Linked DNA regions of Homo sapiens: region 1 is linked to region 2. Evidence: read pairs that join two places in POLR2A ChIA-PET (ENCODE). Cell type or tissue: MCF 10A. All regions are shown on one strand. Links, peaks and the distances in the headings refer to the core of each region. The heading gives the core; the rest is flanking DNA.

The links. Peaks named below come from ENCODE experiments on the same cell type or tissue, not always from the same donor. Only the 100,000 strongest peaks of a DNase experiment are listed, where the experiment ranks them.
Region 1: POLR2A ChIA-PET joins it to region 2 with 7 read pairs; 1 of 35 experiments calls an interaction of 5 or more read pairs at or near these places.

What each region holds. Positions count from the first base shown.
Region 1 is chr11:112,918,712-112,934,102 of GRCh38, forward strand. No RefSeq gene overlaps it. Among named protein-coding and RNA genes, the nearest start is that of NCAM1, 35 kb to the right of the region's middle. In MCF 10A, for the core only: no CTCF peak of the experiment used is centred there; a DNase peak (open chromatin) is centred at 7,040.
Region 2 is chr11:112,969,658-112,985,048 of GRCh38, forward strand. All of the region lies in intron 1 of NCAM1 (neural cell adhesion molecule 1), which reads left to right. It also overlaps the pseudogene RNU7-187P. Among named protein-coding and RNA genes, the nearest start is that of NCAM1-AS2, 14 kb to the left of the region's middle. In MCF 10A, for the core only: no CTCF peak of the experiment used is centred there; a DNase peak (open chromatin) is centred at 8,384.

The DNA.
Region 1 (15,391 bases), core at 4,933-9,932, 53 kb before region 2:
ATATTTAAAATGTTATAGGGAAACAGAGAAGAGATGAAGGTGAGGGGGAGGGGAATAAGGCCAGAGGAGCTTGAAGATGTGTTCACTGAAAAAAAAGATGAGATCTAAGTGTGAGTTTGAAGGATGACTATGAGTCCCCCAAACAGAAAAGAGAAGCAACAGCCCAAGAAAACACAGAAGCATGAATATGCATGGCAACATCTTCCAACATTTTTGACTCTTAAATCTTACATTTTCACCTGTTACACACTCAAAGGCTCTCCTGTTCTGTTTTGAAAGAGAAAAATAGGTAAATAATTTTGTGTATTGATTTGTTTAGAAATTAGGAATTAAAATAGAAACCATCACCTCTTCCAATGACATATATCTCCTGGAGCATCATTGTGAATCCTGGAATGTCTGGACAACATGTCAAGAAGAAACTAGAGGAGCAAAAGGGATCAGGGCTGCAAAGTCTTATGTGTTATGCAAGGCATGTGGACTTTATGTGATAAACAAAGGGGAAGCAAGGAAGGTTTTCAAGTAGAGGTTTGACCAAATGTGGTGCTGTGAAATGGAAAGTTACTTTTTCATAATATTAGTAACTATAGCTGTCGTGGGCAGCTTCTAAGATGGACCCCCAGTGAAACTCACTCCCTTGTGGTCCACCTTTGTATGATCCTTTTCCCCTTGAATGTGGTCTATACCTAGTGACTTTCTTCTGATAAATAGATTATAACAAAAGGAGTTGAATGCCACTTCTGAGATTATTACAAAAAGACCATGTCTCCCGTCTTGCTGGCCCTCCCTTGCCCTCTTGCTTTCTCACACTGATAGAAGCCAGTTGCCATGTTTGAGCTGCACAATACAGAGGTTCACATTTCAAGAAATTGAGGAAGCCCTCCAGTCAACAGCTGGGGGAAACTGAGTCCCTTAGTCCAGCAGCCCACAGGGAACTGACTCTTTCCAACAATCACAAGAGTGAACTTGGAAGCAGATCCAACCTCAGTCAAGCCTTCAGATGAGACTGCAGCCCCACCAACACCTTGATTATTAGCCTTGTCAGAGACCCTGAGGTAGAGACACATAACTTAGTTGTACCCAGATCCTGTGCCACAGACAATATGAGATCATAAATGTTGGTTGTTTTAAGCCACTAAGATTTGGGAAAATTCGTTCCACAATAATATATAATTAATACAATAGCTAATATTATTTAGTTCATACTCCCTGCCAGACACCTTGTTAGGCACCATGTGTGCATTAACAATCTCATCCAATCTTTGGGGGAAACTGTATGAGGTAGGATAATGATGTCATTTTATAGATAAGCATCCTGAGGCTTAAGCCTAGTTAAGGAACCCTTCCAAGCTCATATAGGTGGCTAAGCTAGGATTCTAATTTTAATCTTTCTCGTCCTAGAATGCTAGTTCTGAACCACTACACTGTAGTTTGTCTTGAATGCAGCAGAGTGTTGTGGGAGTGGGGAATCATGTTGGAGATGGGGGGCAAGAAAGGCATTGACTTATAGAAAGTCCCTCATTGAGACTAAAGAAAGTTGGAGGACAGTAAGTAAGAGCTGATAATTTCATTGAGCCTAAAGAAAGTTGGAGGACAGTAACTAAGAGCTGATAATTTCATTGAGCCTAACGGAAGTTGGAGGAGAGTAACTAAGAGCTGATCATTTCATTTCACTTTTAAAGGCTATTAAACACAACATATTGTAGTGGAACTAGTGACCTTATTAAAATATTTACTGGCACATTACTACTTGATAAAATTATGAGTTAATAAATCTTTTTACACCTGCGAAGGTATAACAAACCATTCATCTGAAGGAAAATCATCTGGTTGCACTGACTGACTCATTTCAGGATATACTAACATCTCTAAAAAGCCAATGAGAGACTTGGGGAAGAAAGACATCTCTATAAGCCTGCCAGTACCCTCTAATCCAGAAGCACATAGCAAGACATCCTTTAAGCCAGCCCACCTATCCACCCATTCCTCTCACTCACCCTTCATCTGTTCCTCTGGCAGAGTGTTGGGAATGCCCTCTTTGGCCAAAAGTATCTTCACAGTTACCTGGGAAAAACAGGTGATTGATAGGGGTACAGAAATGTGAGAGATGAAAGCAAAGGAAAATTATCTGCCCTCAGTTTTGCTGGTACAATGCAAAACCTTCTTTCAGAGAAGACCAGCAGGCTTGGCATGAGAGGGAGACATCCAAGCCCTTAACAACAGGTGCAGATATACAGGCAGCGGAAGGAGGGGATGGGCACGTTCAAGATGGCTTCAAGATTATTAAAAAAATATCGTGTCCCCTGTCTTGCTGGCCCTCTCCAGCCCACACGTAGGCATCTCCTTTCTCAGTGAAAGAATATACTAGCCTTTATCAGCCTCTTGCTTGAATCCCTTCACAATCTCCTTTCTCCCACTACTCATCCATTTCTCCTTATCCTCCAACTTAGGAGCTCTTTGTTTTTCCTTCATGATCTCTGACTAAATGGCTGTTAGGCAATTTTCCAGAGACACCCCAGAATCAGCTGTGCATTGTAAATGAAAGGTACAAGGAACTTTTGACTGACTAGGATAATTAGAGAGAAGGAGGCATTGGTTAAAACAAAACTAACCAAAGCGTGGTACAAAATGTATAGGGATGTCAATTTTTTAGTTAAAATTATATCCAGCATTTAAGAACACATTTGTCATCCTACAGAAGTAGTCTAAATGTGTAAACATAATGTAATACTTTAAAAACACAGACATGGTATAAATTGCTTAGTAAAAAAAAAAAAGTGACCAAAAGTTTAACATCTGTTAAAATAATTAGTTGTTATTACTTCTTTCTTAGCAGAATTCTCCTTTTTATGTCCCTAATATTCAAGCTAGACCCAGGTTGGGCAGAGGCATAGCAGCCCCTTCATGCTTATTCCTCTTCATCTCCTCTCATTTAAAACCAACAGCCTCACTGCTCTAACCCATCACAAAGAAATCAATAACTTACTGCAGAGCTAGAATTGGCTGCATACCTGCTACATGTCAGGTGGCGTAATAAGACCATTACATACATTTTTTTTTTCATTTAGTCTTCATAATGACTCTAGGAAGATTTCCACATTTCAAAGAGGAAGAAACTGAGTCTTGGTTAGATTTGGTAGTTTACCCAGCTAGAAGTAACAGAGCAGGGAGTGAATTCAGGCAGTCTGACCTGCACCTAGCGCAGCTCCCACCCTGAAATGTGCCTACCTTTCATGTGCAGGGTGGACCCTGTGTTCTCTCTCGGGGGAACTATTGGCAGAGGGATGGAGCCACACACATTAGGTTACAATCTCAGGGAGGGATCGTTTGCTATTGTCTGCCCAAAGCCTAGCTCTGCACCTGGCTTTAGCTAAACTCCAACAAATATTAGTTGCATTAAATTTCAAACAATTGAGTTTATCTTAATTGTTCACAAATACTCTGCCAAATTTCTGTTTTATAAATTGTAGTCTGTAAACATGTTAATCCTCCCTTGAACAGCATAAAGGTGAATGGCCAGGTGGAGGTTTACTGGTCTTTGGCACTGTTTTAACCTGGTTCCCTCCAGAAAGCAGGGAGTCTATTTTGATAAGTGATCTCAGGGAACAGGAGTGGGGAACTGGGGAGAGAGGGCCCCAGAGGAGGAAAACCTGATTCATACATGAGTTCTGGAGTTGGTCAACCTGTGGGCCATGCCACAGGGGCACGATCCCACAAGGACACTGGAGAACCAGGTAGAATGTGCCTCAGAATTGCCCATGTGAAAGAAGAGGAGAGATTTACTCATGGGCTCCAGTCTCCCTGGGGCATTAAAGCACCCTCACTTCCAGGCTACACAGCATGAATGCCAAATGGATTCTATAGGTATCAGAGAAGCCCTGGGCAGAAAAGTGAGAGGTATGAATGCAACTAAGGTCAGGGGCTTTCAGGTTGCACCAGTGGGAAGCAGGTTGCTACAGTACTCACTAGAAAAAGCGGAGGGGTGAGAGGATGTGAGGCTGGTCACAGGAAGTGTCCCATACAGACCCACCTAGGCCACCGTGGTGCTGGGGGCTGGAGGGAGAGGAGAGGGACTGGTGAAAATGTGGGAGGGCACCTGAGGTCCAGCCTAGCTCTATTCCACAGGCCATTTGAAAAGTGCATTTCCTCACTCTCCAATCAACAAATTAGAAGCCTCTTCAGATTAAAAACTCTCCTTTTAAAATGCAAATAAGAGAGAGGCCAAGGTTAATTCAACTGGTCATTCAAATCTGCTGTGAAAGCTTTAATGGGATTGCCTCTTTAAAACCCTAGGAGGCATACTAAGAGCAGGGGTTTGGATGGAAAATGATGGGAGAGGGATAAAGAAAGGTAATGAATGACTGCCCGTATCTGAAAAATGTGAAGCAGCGTGCTTTGTGCCCAAAACACTGGTCACACCATGTAAGGCATGTGTAATGTATCAGTGTAACATGAAGCTGCATTGCTGAAGTGGCAACTCCATGTTAGCATTAAGCCTGTTTTTTGTTGTTGTTTGTTTGTTTACCTCTCTTGTGAGACGTGTAAAAATACACCCACCAAAGAAATGGCAGATGACACATTTTTTACAACTTTAGAGAAGTTTCAGAATTCTCAACCGTGCTTATAATGAGGACTTTCTATTTCCCTGGGAATCATTGGGCTACGCAGGTAATTTGAAGTTTATCAAAAACATTACCTCTTGTTTTAGCAACTTGGTTGTTCAATGTGTCGTGGAGTGCGGGAGGAGGCGGCAACAGGACTTGCGGGAGGAGGGGACAACTGGGTGATGTTTATCTGAAAGGATTCTGCTGGAAGAGCTGTAATCACTGGACATATTAGTGGGAAAACAACTGGCTCCTCCCACTCATAATAATTGTTATAATAACAATCATAGCAAACTCTAATAGTATATGGAATCGGTGCCAGGTACTGTTCTAAGCACTTATATATATAAATTACAGTGGCCTCATTCATCCACAGGAGACAGTCCAAGCCCCTCAGTGGATGCCTGAAACCATGGATAGTATGAAACCCTATATGTTCTGTTTTTTTTTCATACATACATACATACTTATACCTAAGGTTAATTTCTAAATTAGGCACAGTAAGAGATTAACAATAACTAGTAATAAAATAGAACAATTCTGACAATATGCTAGCATCACTACTCTTGCATTTTGGGGACATTATTCAGTAAAATACGGGTGATTTGGACACAAGTACTGTGATACCGTGATGATCAGACAACAGAAACAGCTACTAAGAGACAAACAGGCAGGAAGTGTAGACAGTGTGGATACGCTGGGGCAAAGGAGGATTCATGTCCTGGGTGAGACAGAGGAGGGTGGCATGAGATTTCATCACACTACTCAAAATGGCGGGCAATTTCAAACCTCTGAATCGTTTCTTTCTGGAATTTTCCATTTCATACTTTCTGACCTCAGAAAACTGAAACTGTCCCAAGCAAAATCACAGGTAAGAGGGAACTGCTGTAATTATGAACTAGGTACTATCATTATCTATATTTTATAGGTTAGGAAACTGAGGCAAGGAGACATCAAGGAATTTGTCCAAAGTCACACAGTAAGTAATGGTAGAGCTGTAATTCAAACCCAGGCCACAAGGCTCCAGAGTCCCGCACTTAGGCATTCTGACCATGGAGACTCAGGGAGACCTGTGTGAAGCCTTCATGGCTGAGAAAAGTCAGGGACTAGAAGGTAACCCCCTGGAAACCCATTGAGCCACAGGGTACCTGGGACAGGGGCTGAGGCTGGGGCAAAGCCCTCAGCATCCTGGCATTCATGTTCCCCCAAGGGAAGCCGATCAGAGAAGAATGCTGGGTTCAAATAACTGTGTAAAAGTAAGAACTGGAGGACATGTAAAAACCTGTCTCCTCCTATCTCCCTAGTGCAGAAGTGTAACCCGCGTGGACCCACTGGACTGAACCCAAAGCAGGTGAACGCGGGAATAAAAGACAAGAGATAAAAGAGTATATTTGGAAGAAGGGGTCAGGGGGCACCTTGCCTCTAGTGGACAAGGGCCCTGAGATTTACACAGCCCTCCATATTTATTAGGCAAAAGAGATAGTGAGAAGAGGGTGGAAGAAGGGGTCAGCTGCTCGGTCCAGAGTAGGCTTGCAGGACCGCCTTCTCTACATGTCGCAGTAGATAACCTCTGCAAAGCCAGAGAGTAATTGCCTCCACCAAACCTTCTGTCGGCAGGAGCAATCATGAGTTTGCTCACATCCTGCATTCATAATAAACAGTCTGCTGTTTGATCATATAGCCTCCAGTGGAATGCTGAGTTGGTCATGTTCCATGGGCCCTCGGCTCCCTGCATATCCCCCTTTCTGTTTATGAATTAATTGAAAGAATGTAAGGCCAGGCTGGGCAGCTCTTTCTCCGATTGGCAGTCCATCCGATTTTACAGACTATAAACAGAAGACAGAGACAAAACAACATTATTCCAAGAACTACATATAAGCTGTTAATGTGGTGCCTTAGATAGGTCCAAGGGTTGAGGCTCCCCAGGCCTTGCTGGAATTTGGTCCGGTCTTCTAAAGAAGGCTGAAACTCTGGAGTTTGCCTATTTAAATCAAGAATTTTGTTTTGTTTTATAATTCACCAATATCAAAGGTGATGTTGGATGTGAAAGCTCCCCGCAAATGGGCTTTCACGAGGTCCCATGGATACTCACTTTGGTTATATTCTAAGTTGGCTACACAAATATGGGTGTGATTAAAATGACAACGCAATTGCTGCTGCAAGTGCAAGCTTTGTACTTGTTCCTTTAACCATAGAATCATGGATCATAACGTTGCCACTTCAGTTTGTAACTCAGTGTTAATTTTATTCTGAAGTAGCCATGCTTGGTTAGCTGTATGTGTCCAGTTCTCTTCGTACTGAGCTGTTTAAACAGAACTATGCAAAGCTACAGAAGATTTCACAACAGAAGTTATTAGTGTGGCCAAGGACACAATAGCAAAAATTATCATGCCTAAAGCTTTACGGACACGATGAGTAAGCTGAGTTAGAAGAAGTTTCACACAGTGCAAAGCAGGTGTGGCAGCCCAAGGCTTGGACAGGTTAACAGGAATCCATAGCCCAGGGATGAGTCCTAAAATAATCAAAGTAGAGATATTATGTGTTTGCAATGTGCTATGATTAATGCAGTGATATAACTGGCAAGCTTTACAGGTCAAATGGGTATTGTTTACCTGAAGCTGGTGCTTCTTAGCTGCCCAAAAGACATAAGGATTAAAAACACAAACAGTAAATTGAGTGGTGATATTCTTTACAAATGTAACATTAGAACTGTGTCGCGACTCCAGTCGGCCTTCTCTCTGTCTTAGCACTCAGGCTCAGGTGACTCATGGCTCGTACCAGAGAGACCAGGCCCATGGTTGGCCACCCTGGGTTCCTCCAGTCCCCCATTTCATGGTCGCATGCACCTTGAGGGCACCCACACGGCTTGTCCATCTCCTATAAAAACACAAACATACTCTTGTCCCCATGTCAGTAAATCCACTGGACCTTTCCATTGTCTTTCTTCCAGGGATTTCCATAACACTTTCAGATAAACTTTCCCCTTTTCCTCTAACACTTGCCAATTTCTTTCTGCTGGAGTCTTACCATCTGTACCAGGAGTCAAAAAATTTAAAGTAAATAAGGCTAAGTGTAGTTTTGACTGAGGTGGTAGTTGGCCTCCTATACCCTTTTTGTCTTTTCAGCATGTGTTGTAATGTTTGATGTGCCCACTCTATAATGCCTTGTCCTCTAGGATTATAAGGAATTCCTGTTTTATGGGTTATAGATCAAAGCTGTAAGAAACTTTTAAAAGAATGACTAGTATAAGAAAACTGTAAAATTTTGTCTGGGCCAGGTGCGGTGGCTCACGCCTGTAATCCCAGCACTTTGGGAGGCCGAGGCGGGCAGATCACGAGGTCAGGAGATCGAGATTGTCCTGGCTAACATGGTGAAACCCCGTCTCTACTAAAAATACAAAAAATTAGGCGGGCGTGGTTGCAGGTGCCTGTAGTCCCAGCTACTCGGGAGGCTGAGGCAGGAGAATGGCCTGAATGGCCTGAACCCAGGAGGTGGAGCTTACAGTGAGCCAAGATCACGCCACTGCACTCCAGCCTGGGCAACAGAGGAGCCTCCGTCTCAAAAAAAAAAAAAAATTTGTCTGAGGGATAGTGAAAGCAAAGGTTTTTTAGGCTGTAGCCAGGAGGCCTGCCATTGTTGAACTCAGCTTCTGTTTTACAAGTTGCAACTCTGCCCCTGCCTCTTTGGTTAATTGCTGCGGGGAATTTAAAGAAGAATCTCCTTGCAGGGTTTAACCTGTCTTTCCAGTTATTGATATCAGGTTAGTGTCTCCTTATCCGAATTTTCCCTAAACCTTTTTCACTCTGATATCCCATGTTCTTCAATACTTTAAATCCTGGGTTATCAAAGTTTTCATTTGTAAGTCTCATATCCCATGCTGTAAGTAAGTCTCAACCCCATAAATTGATAGCTATATTTGCAACATAAGGCTGAAAAGTACATGATTGTCCATCTGGACCAAGACAAGGTAAAATCTCAGCACTCTGTTGAACACTTTGAGATGTTCCTACTCCCACTAAGGATGTAGAAGTTAATTGCAAGGGCCAGGATGGGGGCCAATTGTCTTTAGATATTACTGATGCATCAGCTCCCGTATCCATAAGCCCATAAAATTTCTTTCCTTTAATTTGTACTACACAGGTGGGTCTCTTAGAGGCTATGGGTTGGGATAGATAGATTTCCCAAATCCTTTATTTCCTCATTTCTCCTTTCGTGGAGAAGGGTGTAATTTGCAGGGAATAAGCAGTAATTGAGCAATATATTCTCCCAGTTCAAAAACCCAAAGATCTTGTGACATTAAAACTACTTCAATTTCTCCTTCATAATCGGAGTCAATCACTCTTGGAACTACAGTGATGCCTTGCAGGTTAAGACGGCTTTTGCCTAAAATTAGTCCCATATATCCTGCTGGTAAAGGTCTCCAAATGCCAGTGGGAATCTTGGTGGGTTTGTCTCCCCCAACTAATATAACCCTTTCTCTGGCTGGGAGATCTAATCCTGCACTTCCTGGTGTTCCTGGGGTGAGGGAATCAATGTGCCTCCAGGAAACCATGCCTGAAATGGGATTGAGATCTGGACTGGGAATGCCCTCACTGTTTCTGGGGCCTGGGTCCAGGCCCGCATCTCGTTTCCCAGTGTGGGGTGGGGAGGTGCCATTCTGATGAAATTTTGAGCAGCACTGATTAGCCCAGTGATTTTCCTTGTTATAGCAAGGACAAAGTCCTGGTGTTTTTTCCACTGGGTGGGCCTCTGCCTTGTAAGGTCCTTTCTGTCCTGAGATCTGGAGGCATTCCTTTTTAAAATGTTCAGTTTTTCCACAAGTATAACGTTTTCCCATTGTAGGGTTTGACCCTTGGCTCCTTTTAGATTTGTCAACAGCTAAATTAGCCATTGCTTCAGCTAACATTGAAGAGTGATGATGTCAGGTCCTACATCCTGACAAGCTCTGAGAAAATTTCCCAAATTCTTTGTACACCTCACTGGAGCCAGTGCACATTAACAATCCATGTTTGCATTCTCAAAAGCTAGAGTTAAGGTCAGCATTTCTGCAGCCGCGGTATGAGGAATCTGATGCTTCACTGCCTCTTGTAATCTTGCAAGAAATTGTGTATAGGCTTCCTGCAACCCTTGCATGATATGTAAAAAGGATTGTACTGGGAATTCCTCTTCAGCAATTGTGGCCCAGGTGCATTTAGCAGCCTGTGCACACTGCTGATAAGCAGTGTCTGGGAGTGCCATTTGATGTCCCAGGTCTGAATAAGGGCCATTACCTATCAGCATATACTCTGTAATGTCTGCATGTCCAGCAACATGATTCTGTTTAGCCTGGTCTGCACACATTTCTTGCCAATTTAATTCCATGTCAGATATGCACTAGTGGACAAGCAAGTTCACTCCAAGTGTTTCACATCAAAGGGTAAAAGCCGCATAGCACCAAATACAGATTCTAGCAATCCTAATGTGAATGGGCTCTGTATGCCATTATTTACCACACTCGCTTTTAATTCCTTCAACAACTTGAACTCTAGTGGAGTGTGTTCTTGAACAAGCTGCTGTGGATTATTTGGATCAGGCCTTAGGGAAATAGGAAAAGTGCAAGGTCCTAAGGGCTCTCCAGCTATGGCAGCAGAGTATAAAATTCTTTGTATTGGGGTCTCAATTTCTGCTACTGAAGGAGGTGGTACAGATGTTTCTGCAACTGGAGGAGGCGGTATAGACCAATTTTTATCCTCCCTCTCCTGTTTTTTATTTTCAGTTGGAGCTGTGGGTGGGACAACAGATTCTTTCAGATTTTTAGATTCAGCCTGCTGTCCCACAGAATAATAAGGAGATAATGGCAGAAGTACAGTACAAACTAAACTCTAAGTGGAAAAAACTGAAGAATCAACTTTAAAACCTTTTGATGAGCCTGTTTTAATACTTCTCCTGCTCTATCCCAATTTTCCACATCAAGAGTGCCTGCCTGCAGAAAACATGGGTTATGTGTAATAACTTTCTGTGGCTTCTGCAGGAGGTTAGTTAGTGTCTGCGAATTAACCTGAGCTCCAGACTGTCTCAACAGAACTTTAAGCAACTGCACATAATGTTTGTCTTCAATAGACAAATTCTTCCCCTTGTTACCCTGACTCAGAAAGCTTCCTGTTCCCAGTACCTCCTTAAAGCACTGCTCCCAGGACCTCTTTAGGGCACTGATCAGTACCTCTTCAGGGCATTCACCTTATATCCACTGCTGGCAGACTCGTCCTGGGGTTACAGTTCACCTTGTCAATTTCAGTTCTTCTGCTCCAGCAGACCTTCTTTGTTCATGTCCTTGAAGTCCCGTATTTGGACTGTCCCTGTTCAGATGCCAGTATGTAACTCACACAGACCTACTGGACTGAACAAACTGGGTGAACGCGGGAATAAAAGACAAGAGACAAAAGAGTATATTTGGAAGAAGGGGTCAGGGGCACCTTGCCTCTAGTGGACAAGAGCCCTGAGCTTTACACAGCCCTTCATATTTATTAGGGAAAAGAGATGGTGAGAAGGGGGCAGAAGAAGGGGTCAGCTGCTCAGTCCAGAGTAGGCTTGCAGGACTGCCTTCTCTAGATGTCTCAGTAGATAACTTCAGTGCCAGGGGGTGATTGCCTCCACCAAACCTTCTGTCAGCAGGAGCAGTTGTGAGTTTGCTCACATCCTGCATTCATGATAAACAGTTTGTTGTTTGATCATATAGCCTCCAGTGGAATGTTGAGTTGGTCACATCCCATGGACCTTTGGCTCCCTGCACAGAAGCACGGGGGTGTGTGCCTATAGATATGTCCAAATGCTCACCTCCATGCATGTGGCTACCTTGGCCCAAGTTACCACCAACACCTCATCAATAGTGTCTCTGGTTTTATTCCTGCACCCTCCTGTTTATGGTTTGTATCACAAACGAGATGATCTATTAAAAATGTCAAGTAAGTCATGTCACCCCTTTGCTTAAAATATTTTAGCAGCCTCCCATTGCATTTTTTTTTTTTTTTTTTTTGAGACAGAGTCTTGCTCTGTTGCCCAGGCTGGAGTGCAGTGGCACCATCTCAGCTCACTGCAACCTCTGCCTCCCAGGTTCAAGCAATTCTCCTGTCTCAGCCTCCCAAGTAGCTGGGATTACAGGCGCCCACCATAACACCAACTAACTTTTTGTATTTTTAGTAGAGATGGGGTTTCGCCATGTTTGCCACGCTGGTCTCGAACTTCTGACTGCAGATGATCCACCTGCCTCAGCCTCCCAAAGTGTTGGGATTACAGTCATGAGCCACCACACCCGGCTCTCACCGCACTTTGAATAACATCTAAACGTCTTTGCCATGGCCTACAAAGGCCTTGCATAGTCAAGCTCCTACCCGCCTCTCCAACTTCATGTCTTGTGCCTTGCTGTTGAAAGGACAATCACACTGGCTGTCCTTCAGTCAGGGCTGTGGCCTACTGTGAGGCCCTCCAGAGGCTGCATTTCTCCCATTGCTCTTGACCTGGCCAGCTTCTCTTTCCTCTTCAGTTTTGTTTTCATCTCAGGGGCAGATCTGAGTCCATCATACTCTTAAGTTCATATCACACCATCGGGACTGGATTTTCAAGACCCTTGCTTGGTTCCTTTCATTAAAAGTTGCTTTCCCCTTTTTCCCTAATCCTTGTTCTCATGCCCCCATCCCCACAGAGGGCATTGAGACTGGCTCTGACTCATCTTTGTTACGTGCGTTGTGATGTTTCTAGTGTGTACTTTCAGTGCACATAAAGGCATTGCTCGTTGAGTCTTATTCTGTGCCCTGCCTGTTTTCACTTCACGTTATGATTTTTGGAGCTGCTACCCATGTTCCTGCACCTCCTGTGCACTGCATCTTCATGTTCTGTGGTAATCCACAGCAATCATTCGCCCTTGTGAAAGACCCCTCTACCTCCCTCCTATCACAACATTGTCCTAAGAAACATTCTTATAGATCTAAGCAAGACCATCTCTGGCACATGTATCTACGAGTGATACCGTGGGATTCCAGGGACACATATATTCAATTTTGGTAAATACTGCAAGTTTGCTTTCCAGAATGGCAACACCATTTTATAGTCCTTCCCTGGGCCTCAGAGAATCTTTTCCTAGACTTCAAACATAATTCTATCTTCCCTTATTCTATATTTCAGTTCCTTCCTGCCTTTATAAAATGTGTCGCACTTTGTATCTGCTCTATTTGCCTGTTTGCTTGTATTTTGATGGTCTCTTCCTCTACAATGTAAGCTTCTTAATGTCAGGGACTTTGCTTGTTTTATTCTCTACCATAATGTCAGAATCTAGCATAGCAGCTGTCACATAATACGGACTCGATAAAAATACGTCAAATGAATGAATAAACAAAAAGTGCGGTATGGTGGGTAAATAATGGTTAAAATGCGCATGGAAAGTCCCATTATCAGGAGTACTACAGCCTTGTTTTAATGGCATGACACTACTGGGGTCATATCCCTCTGTGTTGTATCCTGGAAAGAAGTCAGCACCGTCCCCTCCCCCTGCTTCCAATGCTTTGTTTTATTAGTTAGTTCAAAGTCTTCGTCTCAGCTCCAAAGTGCCATCTGGGAACCTCTGCTGCTGCAGCTGCCCTGTGCAAAGTCACCATGTGGGTCTGGGATGCCGTGTCCACACCCTCCACTTGATTTCTTCAGCAGAACAACTAAGCTGACATGAAACAAGGAGGCTTTTTCTGATTTCTGAGACAGCTGCCTCACTTTGATTGAATTATATTTAAATAACTTAGGTTTTAGGAGGATCAAATGAAGAATGTTTTCTGAATGGGTTCAAAATCAACTTCCTTGAATTCCTGCTCTCAAAACTGTTTGCTTAAAGATTTATTGGGTGGCTCATCAGTCAGCCAAGAAGTTCTGGCCCAGATTTGGGTCTCCTTTTGAAAATATTTTGCAAACCCACAGCCCCTCACTGGATGATGCAGGAAAGGCCCATTTGTTCTTCACCACACATGTGTAGCCCGAGTTTTTCTGTTCCTGTTCATCGTTTTATTCCCCACGGGAAGCCTAAACTTCTTTACCAAACCCTAAGGTGTCAATTAGGTTGCCATAAAAAAAAAATGGTGCTGCCTGGAAATGATTTCACTTCTGATCTCTTTCATATGTTTTTAAAGAGGTGCCTGGGTCTGGGACTTAGATTCCTGAAAACCTAACACCTGGCCCAAGGACCTACCTTGGCGAACTCATCACAGCTGCACTCAGATATTGCTGTCTTCAAGAAAAGAAGTAGAAGTCACTGCTTTGTTCCATTTCCAGAATGTCAGTGAATGAAAACAAAGATAATGATGATTAAAGAGCTAAAGTGAACTTACTATGTGCCAGGTTCTGTATTGAGTTCGTATTATCTCATTTCATAGTCTAAACATCCCTGGCGTGGCTCAGCCGAAGCTTGGAGACCTTACATAACACACCCAAGTTCCCACAGCTGGTAAGTACTGGTAGCTGACTGTGGAATGAGGCCTGATTCCAAAGCCAGTTCTCTTAAGCACTACACAGCTCTCTTCCCTGAAGTACCTCTGGAAGGCCCTCAGCATCCTTGACAAGCCCTTGCTAATTAAGACAAGCTTTCTTCCTATCTGCCATTGTTCTTAAGCTTCTAAGAAACAACTCGTTGTTGTTCTTGGGAATTGGGAATGTTGGGCACAGCTTATGAAAAACAAACAAACAAAAAAAACCCAGCAAATAAATACATAACCAGATGACCGTTGTTCTTTGCTTTAAGTGCATTTTAAAAATCTTTAAGCTCCTAGAGGACACTGCAGTGGCCATAATAAAATGCGTAAAGAGCTGGAATATTGAATCATGCAGAAGTAATCATTTTTATATGGTATGGTACCCAGGGATGAATTTAGTAGGGAAAATAACCTCCCATGTATAAAGGCAGATTTAAAGAAATAATTATTTACAAATTGGTAAGCAAATGGAAAATTGTAAAAATGTCTAGTTCCGCAGTTACTATGTTCCACGAACATGGCTAATTTGTCTTCACTTTCACTATGTGAGGAAGACAGAAGCATAGACAGCCAGAAAATAGGGGGATTTTGGGTCAGCAAACTTCACCAGAGTTGAGACATTTTCTTTCATTCATTCGAAATATTGATTGACCATCTACTCTGTGCCGAGTATTAGCTGGCAAACAACACAGAAATTGCTGCAACTTTAAAAAGTTTAGGATCACGCCTGGTTTAATTTCACCATCATGAAACACAGGGGTGCAAATCTGAAACTTTATTCTTTTATAACAATTGATTTCAAACCTTATATCTTTTGGTGGCAGAAAACAATCTTGCCTATTCAAGGTAAAACTCATCTTCTGGATTAAAATACAGTCTCTTTGGGGCAAAAAAGCCAGCTCATGTTTTTCTCTTTTCCTTTTCACCTTTCCATGGGAGTAATTTAAGTTTTGGGCATTCTAGGGAAAAAATGGGGCTGCATTTGAAGTAGTCTGTTGTCCACACTGGCCTTCACTGGGTTGAATCTCACCTTATTTTCCCCTTATCTTTAGGTCCTGGGCTTCCCTCCTGAGGGCCAGTCTTTCACGCTGGTCTTTGGACTCCAGGCATAACTGCTCAGAGTCATCCTTGTCCCAAATCCAGACCACTTTGAGTCAGCCCATATTCTCTCAGCATTCTTCTACCCGTGGTGGGTCTGAGAACTTGTTTGCTTTCTCTATTTTCCCTAAGAGTAACAGTACTTCCCAAGGCTTCCCCCAAGCCCATACCCCTGTATCCCTTATCCACCATTGCTCCCCTCCG
Region 2 (15,391 bases), core at 6,495-11,494:
AAGTATGTACTCATTATGTGCTTTAAAAAAGTTCCCTGTGGTCAGATATTTTATTTGAAATGTTTGTTTAAAAAGGTGTACAGTACTCTGAATATGATGTGCAAAGTTCTGTGCTAGAGGCTTAGAGGAAAAACAAAATAAATTTAAGGTTACTATACTGACCCTTTCAGGTGGTTGGAGAGGAAGCACTTTTGCTTAGTTCAAGCTGCGAAGAAATCATGAAAGATATTATATCAGTAAGTGCCCGAATGAAGCAGGCAGGTAAAAACTGGGAAAATTGAGAGGCAAAAATCATGTCTATTAGTTTTAATGTCTGGGGGAAAAAAGAGGTATAGAAAAGCTAGAACTGACCTGGACCTCCACAGATATGAAGGTAAATAGGGAGAGAGGGCCTGTTTTCCTATAGGATGAGGTGGATCTGGCCAAAGAATTGCTATTGAAGAGCAGTTAAAGGCTGGAACTTGGGGCAAGCCATATTTAAATCTTAAATGTCAGACAAAGGAGAGGAGTCCTGCTGGAGATGACAGAGAAATTAAAAATATATATATATGTTTAAGAGGATAGTTAACAATAGCAACTGAGCGTGTGCTGCCTCAGGCTCTATGTTTGGGACTAGCTGGGAATTAGCAGAGAGTTAAGTAGGAACAAATTCATATAGTTCATTGCAGCACTAAAAGGGAATTCTGGTTTTATATAGCATCCACTATGGTGGTCGGACAAAATGAAGGGCTAACGAAGGGATTTTTATTGCTGTATGAAACATCAACTAGATGATACTAGGAGAAGGGAGGCTAGTGAAGTCCAATGAAAGTATCTTGCTTAATCAGTAGGAACACCTGTATGCGGGGAAAGGACACCATTGGGCTTAGATTCGAAAGATCTGGGTTCAAGAAGTTGCTCTGCTACTAACTAGCCAAGTGAATTTATATCAGTTATGTAACCTCTTTGAACTGTAACTTCCGCAATCGAATATAAGAACAAAATAAGATAATATATGGGAAATGCATTGTAAATGAAATATTTCACAGCTATACATTTTATTAGTAGACATGTTGCTGAAAAATAAAAATCAAATTTTATGTACTGCTAGAGGTGCTTGTTTGATTAAAGAAACCCAACTATGATATATTTTCTAAAGCAGGAAATTTTGGAAAGATACACTTGTAATGATTTTGGATAAGGATAAAGGGGGCATAGCTGAGATGTTAGAAATAACAAAGCAACCAAGGGTAGATGATAGATCCCAAATGGTAGATGACTGAGAGGGAGAAAGATCTTTGAAGTTACAAACTCGAGGAAATTAAATAATCATGGTACTGTAAATATGATGGAGAAATTAAGAGACAGGTTAGGTTTTAGAAAAAGTTTGGGCCTCCTAATACCTTAACTTGTAGGTCAGTATTTTTCAAACTATGGATGATGAAATCTGTTTAACGGGCTTCCATATATATTAAGAAAGAAGTAAGAGAGGAAGGAAAAAGGGGAGGAAGGAGGGAGAGAAGGAGGGAAGAAGTGGAAAAAGAGAGTGTGTTTTATATAAGGGTAAGTACTGCTTTGAGTACTTCAATTTCTCTCTCTCTCTCTCTCTGTCTCTGTCTCTCTCTCTCTCTCTCTGTGTAATATGTAACTTGGTTGTAATGGAAAATACATTCTTTTGGCTCAGGTCAAAAGAGTTTGGAAGCTACTGTCATCGAAGGAAGAATGTGGGATCAAAGAGAGGGTGAAGCAGTCTGTAGTGGAGTAAGAGTACGTCAGAAGGTATAGAATAGAAACTGAATGGGTTGTGAGGGTGGGGAGGAAGAAATGACAGCAAAGTTACGTATTGAGCATCTAAGCAGTCAGTTAACGACAGGGTGTGAAAAAAACAAAACAAATCAAACTCTAAATGTTATACCTTTTTTTGAAATGGTATCTCACTGTGTTGCCCAGACTGGCCTCAAACTCCTGGGCTCCTGCCTCAGCCTCCTGAGTTGCTGGGACTGAAGGTGCACATCATTGTGCCCTAAATATGGTACCTTGACCTTACAGATCTTACTGTCTGTTTGGGAATGAAAAGATAACTGGGAATACCAGGTAGCATCTACAGCCAAAATATGAGGCACTTAATGTTTCAGAGTCAGGATAAATATTGCCTGGGAACCAGAGGGTGGTTACAGCTGTACATTCTATTAGTAGACATGTAGCTGAAAATTATATAAAAATCAAATTTTGTGTACTGCCAGAGGTCCTTGTTAGATTAAAGAAACCCAACTGTGGTATATTTTTTAAAGCAGATAATTTTGGAAAGACACACTTGTAATGACTTTGGATAAGGATAAAAGGGGCATAGCTGAGATGTTAGAAATAACAAAGCAACCAGCAAGGGTGGATGATGGATCCCAAATGGTAGACGACGGAGAGAGAGAAAGCTCTTTAAAGTTATAAGCTTGAGGGAATGAAATAAATATGCAGACACTGGAGAATTCACACAACTTTAGGTGAGAGTTGAAGGAGACTTTGAAGGAAGAATTTATCTCCGCTGAGAGGAAGGGTTGATGAGGTAAGTATGTGTGTTCCCTGTTTGGGAGGTGAATGGAGGAATCCCAGTTAAAGAGACTAGGAAGACTCAAAGATGGTAGTAATCTATATTTTTATATGTTCAGTGGAGAGAAAAACACCATGAGTTATGGTCAGTACTTTGCGGGGTTTTTATCACGCCCACAAGTATTTATGTGGCAGTGTTTATGTAGCACACAGAATGATATCTTGCCTATAATTCAGAAGGTAATAGTGAACAAATGAAGAGAACCAGAGCTTAGTGGCACAAAAGCCTAGGTTAGAAAAGTATAATAAAGTGAAGTGAAAGAAAGTTGGAAACAAATAATATATATAGGTATAATCCCAATCTTGTTAAAAAACGTCTTTCACTCACCCTGTAATCAAGACTGGAAGACGGTAAATCACTATTTATGTTGTCTGAGTTTTTGATAATGAGCACATATTGCTTTGCAAAACAAATAGTGCAGTAAAAACAAGGGCAGCAGTACTAAGGGTGGTTAAAAGTATAAAGTAGGTGAGAATTAAGTAGAAACTTGGGATTTGTGTCAGAGGAGAGTAGTGATGTCAGAGGGATTTCAGTTGAATGGTGAAATTCAAGTTCTTTATTTAGAGTCAAAGACTGAGGAAGAGCTGATGTCCAGGACACTTGGCAAAGAAAGAAGGAAAGGAGGGCTGCTAGTTTGGGTGACGGCCTCATCATGAAGCTTCCTGGGCGCATTGAACTATGCATCACCACGGAAAAGAGCCAGAGGGAGGGGAGAGGTGATGAGCAACCTTTGCAAAGGACAACAGGACAATTTTATGCCAGAGGAAATGAATAAAGTTAAGGGTTTTCCCCAGTGACTTCATTTATCATATGAGTTGATTATTTTTAGATTCAGTTTTGTCTTCTTACCTCATTGCCTGTGGTGTTCATACATTTATTTCTAGACCTTTAAAAAATGTTTCTATAGCAAAATCTTTTGAAGCTTGTTCTGCATGTCACAAATTGGATGTGCTGTTTTTATCAGATCAGCACAGGAGTGATTGATTACTTTTCTAATGTTCGTTTAGTCATTTTCAATTTGAGTGTCCATTCTGTTCACATGAGAGGCTGCCAGTCACCAGTTAAGCTGCAATTGCTATATGAGAATTGGACTTACAGTACTCCATAAAGGTGTACTTTAAGCAGCCTTAAAGGCCTGTTATCAAGGGCATAAGAAGATGGAAATCCAATGAAAGCTCTTTGGTTTGGGTACATAATTATAAATTATCTTTCTTTCTTTCTGAATTTAGTATCTCCTTTTGGTGTTGGAGGCAGTGCATACTGCACAGGGTGCCCCATGGACCTTTGGTATCAAACCCACATTTCGAACTGTGACTCTCCTGCTTTTCATGACCTTGAGCCAGTTATTTAATCTCCAACGGTCAGTTTATTTATCTGTGAATCAGGGATAATACCTAACTAATAGGGTTATTGTGAGGATGAAATGAGGTAGTTTATACAACTGTCTGGCACATAGTGAGCTCAGCAATTTTTTCCCATATCCTTTCTTTCTGCTAAAGTTCACAGTGAAGGGATATACAATTCGCGTTGGATTTAAGTATTGATTCTAATGAGAATCACATTTTCCATTTATTTTTCATGTTCTGAGAGTTCAGGATCACTGTGAATTGCAACTGAGTTGGAAATGCCATGCTTCATTGTGGAGCTGTTTTACCTCCTATGAAAGCAAAGCCTAGTAGATCTTGATTTTGACAAAAGTAATAGTTAAAAAATTAAAAGTGGTTTATCTAGATTCTCCTTTCCATTTGCATAGGGTTAATATCAAATCTGTCAATTCACTATAATGGTTGAGCCATAAAATTTAGTGTATTTAAATAATGGTTGCTGCTAAAGATCATATTGGTGACACTTCATTAATCTGGAAGTCACTTAATCTGGAAGTCACTTACCTGGCAACCCTGATTCTTTGAAACATGAAGAATGAAGAAGTAACGGAAAGAGGCCTCTGAAGAGCTAGCATAGCATCTTTTTCTTTCTTGATGCAATATCTTTCATATCGCTGAGGAGTTCATAACATTTCTCTTGCTTCTTGTCTCTTTTTGTCTGAATTCCTCTTTATTATGTTTGCTGTTGTATCTCCTTTTGTGTTTCATGTTGTTTCATTTAACTCCTCAAATTCTAATGATCCCTGGCTGCCTATTAGTAAAGAGTGAGACCCTGAAGAGCTGTGGGGCTCAGTGTGGGATGTCACACACTGAAAGACTGTGCAGAAACTTGGTTTATTGGGTGGGGGACATCCATGTATATTCATGAGTACTTACATTTTCTTTTGGACTGATTGACTTAAGAGAATCCAAAATTTTGCAGCAGGCACGGTATAAGTCCAACTACTATTTTTCTCTAAGCTGAATAAGAAATGGATTGGGGGTAATTTTTTCTTCTGTAGTCTAGACTTCATTTAATTCTCCTATTTTCAGTAGGGTGCTTCTGCCCTCAACAAAGTCTGGTATATGCAAGGACAAAGTGCATCTGGTTCAATCTCTCTATTTATAAAAATTGAGCCTTCTGCTGAGGTGAGGGGAGTATGGGAGAAGAGACATATGGCTGCCACCCTCCTGTAGCTTACAGTTTGTGTGTGTGTGTGTGTGTGTATGTATGTGTGTGTGTGTTTGAATTAGTGGTATCAGAGGCTCTATTGACTTTAATTTTGGAGCAGACTCAGAACCCACTGATGACCTATCTCCTTCAGGGTTTCTAATTGCTAAAGTCCAAAGCGGGCTTTTAAAATCTTTTTTGAAGTCTTTTATCTTGCACGTTTTAGGGTAGGATCGTTGAGACTGAAAGAAGCTTGCAGTTCTTAAAGGAAAAGGGACATGCTCTAGGGGTGCATCAAAGGCAAAAACCCGAACAGAGGAATGTTCAGACAACTTCAAGGGATTGACAATTTAAAGAGTTTTGAGGAAACTTTTCTGAACTGAAGCATTCTCAAGAGATTCCAAGGTGGCCTGAGATTCCACATTTCTTTGATAGAAAGACGTGGACTTGGCAGTGATTTTGCAAATCAGAACAAGAACAATTTTATGAACACATTGGCAAGTGGCCATGTCTCAGACTTGTTGGGTAGTTAAATGTCCACTAGAAACATTGACTTAATCCAGTATTTATGAAATAACTCCCGTATTCTATGTAGTTGGTCTAGGAATTGGAGGTGAAAGATGAATACCATTCAGCTTTGTGAAAAATTCTAGACCACGTTCAAAAAGTTTTTTGTTTATACTTGTAATATTTATGCCTGTGGAATGACACAAAAGACAATCTTGAAATGTCAGAAAATGATAAATAAGAGTTATTTGTTATTTTCTCAGCATTTTTTTCCTTTTGTGTGTGTAAGTGAAAGTTACTCATCACGTTTAAAATTTAAAATTTTCATCAAAGAAAACCATCTGTCATAATGAAGTAAAAAAGGGACATTATGTGATTTTCTTTGAAGATAAGGGATTGAAAGTGAGTCAGTTAACTGCCCTAGGTTACCATTTGAGGTCATTTTGAACTAAATTGGCTTTGGAATCAGAATTTAAATTACCAGTCAGACTCAATTAAGATAACTGGTCATGAAGGCAGTTCATTCGCCTGCCTTCCTTCTTATAAAAAGAATATTTTTATTATTTGTATTCCTTTATAGCCAAGTTAGACATATGCATTATTTTTGAGAATATAAACATTTCACACAATAATTGATTTAGGCATTTAAGGGTAGTTTTGTATCTAAATAGGAAACCAGAAAAATCATTCACTATTTTGTGTTCTAGTGATATTCACAGTAGATACTTTTGAAGTCACTGGGAGGTAAATCAATATATTACTGAGTTATATTTTTGCTGCCCTGTGCAATATTAAGAGAATAGCTTTCACAAACAAACCCCAGTTAAAGTTATTTAGTCACAATAATAAAAGTACAATTGGACATATTTTAAGAAAACATAAATTATAAATATGTGCAGTTATTTTAACAATTTATGAATGTATTTCTAAATACTAAACTTTTTGTTTGTGATAAGTGAGTATAAAAATATATATACAATTATATACTCTTAACTTGCTCAACATGAGAGATTTAAAATGATGAGTTCCACTGTGAGTTTAATCTTCACTTTCATCTTTTTATTTATTTATAGACTGGAACAAATAAATCAATTTTTTAATTATAAATTTTTAGTAATTGAAAATTATTAAATGTACAAAGGAGGAGAACTTTTAGAATTTAGAAGTACAAAGGAGGAAAACAATTTAAACCTACAGATTGATTTGGTGGGATTGGTTGTATGTCTGCGGCTGTCTGGAGAATCCAGGTGCTTAAGTGCCTTGGACTAGCTGGACACTGAAACTTCACAGGGAAACAAAAATGTCTGGAATGACTTGTTGATGTTCTTGAAATGATGCTAATATCTATTCTATAAAACCTGAAGGTATGTAGATATTATTGTCTGTTTCGAGTCATGTATCTTGGGATTTGGGACTGTTGGAGAGAAGATCGGTTTGATTTAGACCATGATAGGTATTGATCTATATATATTTTTGAAATATTTTGGCTAAAATGCAATTTGATGTGGTAAGTCTTATCCATATCTAACATTTTATCTTAAAACTATATCTGTAGAAGTTGTTTTTTAAAAAGAACAGAAAAATCGAGTTGCATTTTGGTGTTTAATGCATTGATTTTAAAAAATTATATTCAGAGCAAAATGTTTGAGTTTTCAATGATTTTTTCCTTAAAGCATTAGGTGCAAACGTCAGGTAATTCTATGATTAGAATTGTGTCGTGATACTTTGTGGGTGAAGACAGTCCAAAACCAAAAATGATGAGACAAGTGAAATCTTTATTAAGGAAGGCCTAACAGCTGTATCAGATAAGTTTGCTTTTTCTTGGAAACTTTGGTAAAAAAAAAAAATCACCTGGGAAATAATGTGATTAGAGATGCTTCTTAAATGTGCATATGTGTTTAGTCTGTTCTACAAAGATATTATTTTCTTTGTAGCATTGTTTTATTGAACAAATTTTGTTAAATTTTCTATTAAAATAGTCTTATAGTGATTTAATAACAATTTGGAAAAGTCGCAATCTTTATAAGCATATGTGTAAGTGAGATGGATTACTATTAAAATGCAATTTCTAGTATTATAGCTCTTTTATAATTTGTCTAGCAGATTTTCTGGTTTTCACCACGAAAGAAATGTCATTTCTTAGTCTTCATTTGGAATTTATAAAAAATTTTAAAAATCACCACATTTTCCAAAAGTTTATGCCAGAAAATCATTCACTATTTAAAAATGAAGTGCAATTTCTTAATAGAAAAGTATAGATTGAGTCTTGTCCCATATAAATGAGTTTCCTAGATTTGGAAAAAAATTAATACATTGGAATCAATAGTTGACCACAGATTTAAATATGATACAAAAGGTTTAAAAATCTAAATTGTCATTGTTTACAAAATACTGGCAAATTAGAGCTACAGCGCTTGGTGTTATTGTGTAATCTTCTGTTTAAAAATAAACAGTGGAAATAATTGTAGAAACCTCTGGGCTTAGAAAGGCTTGTTGGTGGTTCTTCACATCCTACTAAAAAAGCAGGCTGTCTTTGCATATTAATCACTCTGTGAAAGGAAGCTTGCCTTATTTGCATTGTGCATGCACTAAGAAGTCCAATAGTGTGCCTGAGAAAAAAATGGGGGGATTGTAATTGTTGTTCTCAAAAGGGTTTTTATTCCATTCAAGTGGAAAAGCTGAATACTGGAGAATTAGTGCAGTGTTTTGTGGAAGAAGAGTCCCTTTTGGCCACTGCATTGCATGTGGTGCAATCCCAGTGTGTAAGGATCCTGAACGTTGGGGTGAAGAGGAAAGTGACTCATCTTTCTATGATGCAATAGTCTATGTTCTTGTACATCTCTATAATTTTGTAAGCATTTTCTCCTTGTTATGTATCCGAAAAGAGGTAGAATGAAATTCTGAGAATATATGCCATATTGGAAATCTCAGGAGAGTTAAACATGAACCAAAAAATCTAAATTGGTGTTTAGGTTTTGGGAGTGGGGTGAGATGAGGACACACAACATAAAATTAAGCAAATTGTATTTAAGTGTTATTGTTTTTAGAAAATACGTGATTCGGTTAATGCCTGGAAGATATTTGTCCACCAAATTGATTTTAAATGATATTTTTGACATTATTTTAGTAATAATGGCATGTTTTTTTCTTCATTGTATTTTAAGACTCAGTGGTTGAATGTAAACATTGAGAATAAAGAGAAGAAATGTTCTTAATATTAGTGAGGCTTTCTTTTAATAAGACTGTGTAAGATGAGCTACTTATAATGTTTCTCTTCTATGGTAAAACACTCTTCATGAAAGCTTTTCCTGATCTCCTAGTTCTAGCTGGCAACAGCCACATTAGCCAGTACAGTTTCCAAAACCTCAAAATGTACATTAATTATTTTGGAGGTCTGTTACTTTGGACTGGTTTAATATACTTTACATATTTTTAGCATCTTTTGAAAAATTCTGCACAGATTATGGCATTTCCAAGTAGATTTGAATTTCACAAGGGGGAAAATACGCCATTGTCTGTGTTCACATATTTTGACAAAATGATTGTGTATAATCATGGAGACAAAGCTTATTGTTTTAAATGATTTTGTTAAATACTAGAAAGTAGTTCACTGAGTTAAAAGGTTTCATACAGGTTTCCTAAAAACCATTTGGCTTAGATATATTTAACTATCTGTGAAACTACTTGTTATTATCCTCTTTACTATTGTATGGGTTTGGTTGGATTTTGTCTGTTGAACACAGATCCTCTGATTTTATTTCGATTTTATTTGAATTGCTTTCTGTAATATTCAACTACATGGAAATTGTGTTTAATTTGGGCTTATGTAGAGTGGTCCATAGACTTTGAGTGTGTGTTTGGGTTGCTGTTCTGAAGAACAGAAGTAGCCAAGAAGTAGTCTGAAAAAGTAGGACCATAAAAAATTAGACTGGTAGAACAAAAAAGAAAAAAAAACAAACAAAAAAAACCTGTAATTTTTACCATTCAAAAGTCCTTATATAGGTTTCATAATAAATTTTTTTCCAAAATATTACTGATGTACTTCTCCAAATGTTTATTATAGACATGTCAAAAGACAAAATTATGACAAATTTAGTTATAAATCAAATTGTCTTTTATTTGTGATTCATAAATTGGGGCAGCCTCCATTCAACAAAATAGAATGAGAGCTCCCACTGAGCAATGGCAGAACAGTGGGTTTGGAAAGTGGGAACAAGGAAACAACTATAGAAAAAAAGAAACTGGTTAACATCAGGTTACTTCCGGTGACTCTTTTGCAAGTTAAAGCAGAGGAGACTTCTTTATTGCACTGACTCAGGTCGACTGGAATCTCCTGTTTTCAGGAAAACCCAATCTGTTTTGGGATCTATCTGCTTCTTTAACGTTTCAGTTTGATTATATGGCATTTAGCTTGAGTGACTCCATTTTGGTTTGGTCTGGTCTCTTGGGGTTGGGTGCAGAAGCTCAGTCTAAAACAATGGGCTCCCATAATTTTTGTTTAACGGACATAATTTTTAGAATGTATACTTCATTTAAATTTGAACCTTTTTATAAAAATCTGAAATGCATAACACATTTTTAGAATTGTGTAGACTTCATAAGTATGCAAAACAAAAACAGCTGGTATCAAGCACCACTTGATCACCTTTAAATTCAGAAAACACACTTGACAAAATGCGACACCCCTTCAGGATGAAAACACTCATTAAATAAGGAATAGAAAGTACTTCCTTGACCTGATAAAGGGCATCTATGAAAAATCCAGAGCTAACATACACAAATGGGCCATAAGGACAAATGGCCAAAAGATGTCAACATCATTAGCCATCAGGGGAAATGTAAATCAAAGCCACAGTGAGATACCACTTCACACCCGCTAGGATGGCTAGAATCAAAAAGACAGGTAACAGCAAGTATTAATAATGTTGTGGAAAAATTGGAACCCTCAAACACTGCTGATGGGAATGGAAATGGTGCAGCCTCTTTGGAAAACAAGTCTGGCAGTTCTTAAACAGAGTTACCATGTGAACCAGCAGCTCTGCCCTTCCAAGAGAAGTAAAAACATATGTCAGTATAAAAACATGTACACTAATGTTCATGGAACATTATTAATAACAGTCAAAAAATGGAAAAAACCTAAATTTCCATCAATTGATGAATGGACCAAAAAATGTGGTATATTTATACAATAAAATATTGTTGGGAAATAAAAAGGAATGCAGTACTGATACATACTACAACATGGCTGAGCCTTGATTCAGCATTTTAGTAATGTGAGCTCCTTAATTGTGTTAGCTGTTTGTTTGTTTTTTTGTAACCATGAAAGTTTATTTATTTATTTTTCAATAGTTTTGAGGGTACAGGTGGTTTTTTGTTACATGGATAAGTTCTTTAGTGGTGATTTCTGAGATTTTGGTGCACCTGTCACTGGAGCAGTGTACATTATACCCAATATGTAGTCTTTTATCCCTATGAAGGTTTATTTTAATCCTAGCACTTGTTAATATTTATCCTTAATTCTTACTAACTTTTAGATTGTGGGTATTATATCTTCATGAGAATAGCTAAAATAATTTTATTTGGATATTCCTCAAAGAACTATTGAATGTGAGCATGCTAAGATTACCCCTGGCAAAATGGAAAATGCCTAGCACCTGGAAGCATCTGTTTCTGCCGGTCTTCTAGGAGAGAGGAAATATTTATGTCTTCCATTTATGTATTTTGACTGGGGAAAATTTTCCCTTTTATTCTGGGGAGCTGTTACTCAGCATAAGAGAATGTAGAGGAGAATCACCCCTTTCACATATCTAATAGCTTTACCACATTACTACAGTAGTATCTTATGTTGTATGCATTGATTGTCAATCTCTTCTCCTCATCTCCACCATTTTGATAGCTTAAGGCTTATCATTCATTCTCTGTGCATAGAAAAAAAAACCGAAATGATGTTTTCCAGTATTTTGTAATCTTTCCTTCATGAATTGCAGAAGAAAAGTGTTTGGGTTTTGTCCCATTCATCATAAAGCGGTACACAATAGATACGGTTGCATTTTAAAGCAAGGCTAAGATGGATTTAAGATGTATTTCTTGTCATGTGAAACGTCCTCCTCAGTGGTCTTAAATAAAATATTAATTAGATAATTCTGCAGTGATTAATATGAAAATGGTTACATAATTCTTAGATGGTATGTATTGTGTTGGGCTAACACCACATTGCTTTTCTAGAATACTGGTATCTATGGGATACCATAGATACCCCATAGAATACTGAATATCTTATGGGACTGCCCTTTCACTAAAAGCACAAATCTTTACTAGTGGTCTTGAGCTAACTGGAACTGCTGTAGATCACTTGCAAATTTTCCACTAGGATGCTTTGGTGTATTTGGTGCAGCTATTCCCACAATCACTTAGAGTAGGCATGCAGAGGGAGCTAACCCATAGGAAATTAAGGAATTTGAAGAATCTTTGAAAGTTCATCTCATTTAACTTCTTTAAAACAAAATTTGTGAACATCTCAGATAAGAATCTGTCTTTAAAAATAAGACATCTTAGACATAGAGATGGAGGTTAAAGTTCAAAGGTTTTTTGCATTCAAATAAAATTAGTTGTTGTCTTTCACTAGGTGGCTCTCTTTTTTTTAGAATGAGTTCAGTATTTATTCAAGTAAACAATCAAGTTTTGATGTGCCTGTTCAGACAGACAGCTTATTTTATGATACAGGTGGCATCAAGCCCATTATGTGACTTTTCCTCCGCAAGAAGTTTGTAACTTCCTTTGGCAATTGGGATGCACTTCCCTATAAGATGTTTTATGTGGTGGTTTTGTCCGGATTAACCAAAATGCAAATCTTCATATCCTCTATAGTGCCTAGCAAAGGGTCTTGCACATAGGTGCAAGTTGTCAGAGTTGGCTCAGTTTCACTCTGAGCCCCTTGTAGATAGCCTTTATTCATTCCTGCATTCTACATGTATTTATGCCTTTGACTGAGAGGTAAGATCTAAAAAAGGAATAGATATATCTGAATTCATTTGTAAAAAGGGTGCTAGCTGGCAATGTATGCAAAGGTTTGGTGGCAGTGAGTAAACAAGAACTGGGGATGGCCTTGCTCATCAGATGGGGAAGTAAGGAGGTCATTGGAAGCAGCAGATTCTGGGAATGACTTGATGGGAGCATGTTTTGGGAAGTTGGATTTGTTGCTCTTCTTTTGGAAGCTGGGAGAGATTACAGTCTGGAAAACCAGTAGTCAGGGGGTAGGAGGAGCTACTGTAGAGGCTGTGTGAGGTGATGGGAGGTGGAATTGGAGTTCTGATTGTGAGATGTAAAGGAAGGCATTATGCAAGAAATACTACAGAGGGAAGATTGATGAACTTAGTGACTGATTTGGATATGCAAGAGAGGAAAGAATGGAGATTATTTAGATTTCAGGTGAGGCGCATGGTAAGAGTAAATGTCACTAGCAACAGAATTGAGGAAGGGGAAAATAGGGACTTTTAATTTTTTAAAAAAGGTAATAGTTTGGCTTGGGAAAGGTGACCCTGAGATTAAAGTGGACTGTCTAGGAAGAAAAGCCAGGTATACCGCTGGAAATAGAAGTCTGCAGTTTTTAGGAGAGATCACGTTAGAGACATAAATCTGTAGTTATTTAAGTAGTAGATGGTTCTCGAAGGATAAGTCCATTTAGAGAGAGAAGCAGAGAGGACCAGGAACGGAACTTAGCCAAGCACTTATACTCTGAAGATGGGCAGTTTTCATATGTAATAGTTATTAAAAAGTGGTACCAAGTCATTTAAGCAAGTTACTGTTTTGTATATTTTCAAAAAGAATTAAAACCACAGAGCTGCCCTTTTTATATGGTGGTACTGCTTTCAATTCTTATTCTCTTTTTAATTCACTCTGTCTCAGTTTTAATGAAGTTTGTTTGCAGTCCATACCAATTTCTTGTTGGGGTTTTTATCTTCTAGTGCTTTTGGTAATAACATAGCTGATACATGAAAGATTGTGTAGCTCTCATGGATTTCAAATCTTTAGGCATTAATGAAATTATATTCCAGGATACCAGGAGAATTGTAAATAAATCCATAAACAGCTACAGAAAATGATTTTGAGAAATCATGAAAATGAACAAAAATTTGGATTTTTTTTTTCAAGTGGGAAGAGGGTGAATTCTTCTCCCAGGAAGATGGGGGAACTTAATGCCCATCCTAGAAAAGTTTTAAGAACTGACAATTAAGCAGATTATATGGGAACCCAGAGAAGAAGGCTGGCATCTAATGTGGGCTCAGTAAGGACAGGTTGTATCAGAACTCAATTCTGTCTTTGGCAAGATTTCCAGACTGAAAATGGAGTTTATATTGCTTTATCATAATAGCCAAATGGAGAAATACAAGCTCAGTGCAAGTAATTGGTCAAATGACCATGCTCCTCATCAACTTGGAATGTGTTGGCTCTGCATTTTGCAGGATTTCCTTATTTATTTACTTTTTTAATATTTAAGGTGTTAACTATGATGTTTTGATATACATGTACATAACAAAGTGATTACTATAGTCAAGCAAATTAACATATTCATCATCTCACATGGTCACCTTTATGTATGTATGTATGTATTTATTTATTGTGAATAGAGTTCTTAAAGTCTACTGTCTTAGCATATTTCCATCATACAATACAACATTATTACCTGGTGATCATGTGGTGCTTTAGGTCTCTAGACTTATTCATCCTCCATAATTGCAACTTTGTACCCTTTGACCTACATCTTCCCATTAGCTCCTCTCCTGACTCCTGCCCTGGTAACCACCATTCTACTCTGTTTCTATGTATTTAGTTTTGTTTGTTTTAGAATCCACATATAAATGAGATCATGCAGTATTTTCCTCGTGTGTCTGGCTTATTTCACTTAGTATAATGTCCTCTTGGTTTATCTGTATTGCCTTAATGGCAGGATGTCCCTCTTTTTAAAGGCTGAATAATATTCATATATATATATGAGTTTTAAAATTCATCTGTCGATGGATAAAGTTTTTTCTGTAACTTGGCTATTGTGAATAATGCTTCAGTGAACATAGGAGTGCACATATCTTCATGAGGTGGTGATTTCATTTCCTTTGGGTACATATCCAGAAGAGGGATTTTTTCTGGGTCATATAGTAGTTCTATTTTTAATTTCTCTAGGAACCCCCATTCTGTTTTCTACTGTGGCTGCAGCAGTCTTACATGCCCACCAACAGTGTACAAGGGTTCCCATTTCTCTACATGGCTACCCACACTTGTTATCTCTTGTCTTTTTGACAAAAGCCATCCTAACAGGTGTGAGATGCTTTCTCATTGTGATTTTGATTTGTATTTTTCTAATAATTAGCACTGTTGAGCACCTTTTTGTATACAGTATCTGTTGGTTATTTTTATGTGTTTTTAGGAAAAATGTTCAGATCCTTTGCCCATTTTTAAATTGGTTTATTCATTTTTTTTTGCTGTTCAGTTTGTGTGTTCCTTATATATTTTGAATATTAACCCCTTTTCTGATATATGGTTTACAGATATTTTCTCCCAACCCATAGACTTCCTTTTCTATTTTTGATTGTTTCCTTTGCTGTGCAGGAACGTTTTAGTTTGATGTAGTCCCACTTGTTTATTTTTGCTTTTGTTGCCTGCACTATCCTATTTTTTTTTTAATCATTGCCAAGACCAGTGTCAAGGAGCTTTTCCCCTGTATTTCCTTCTAAGAGTTTTATAGCTCCAGGTCTTTAATTCATTTTGAGT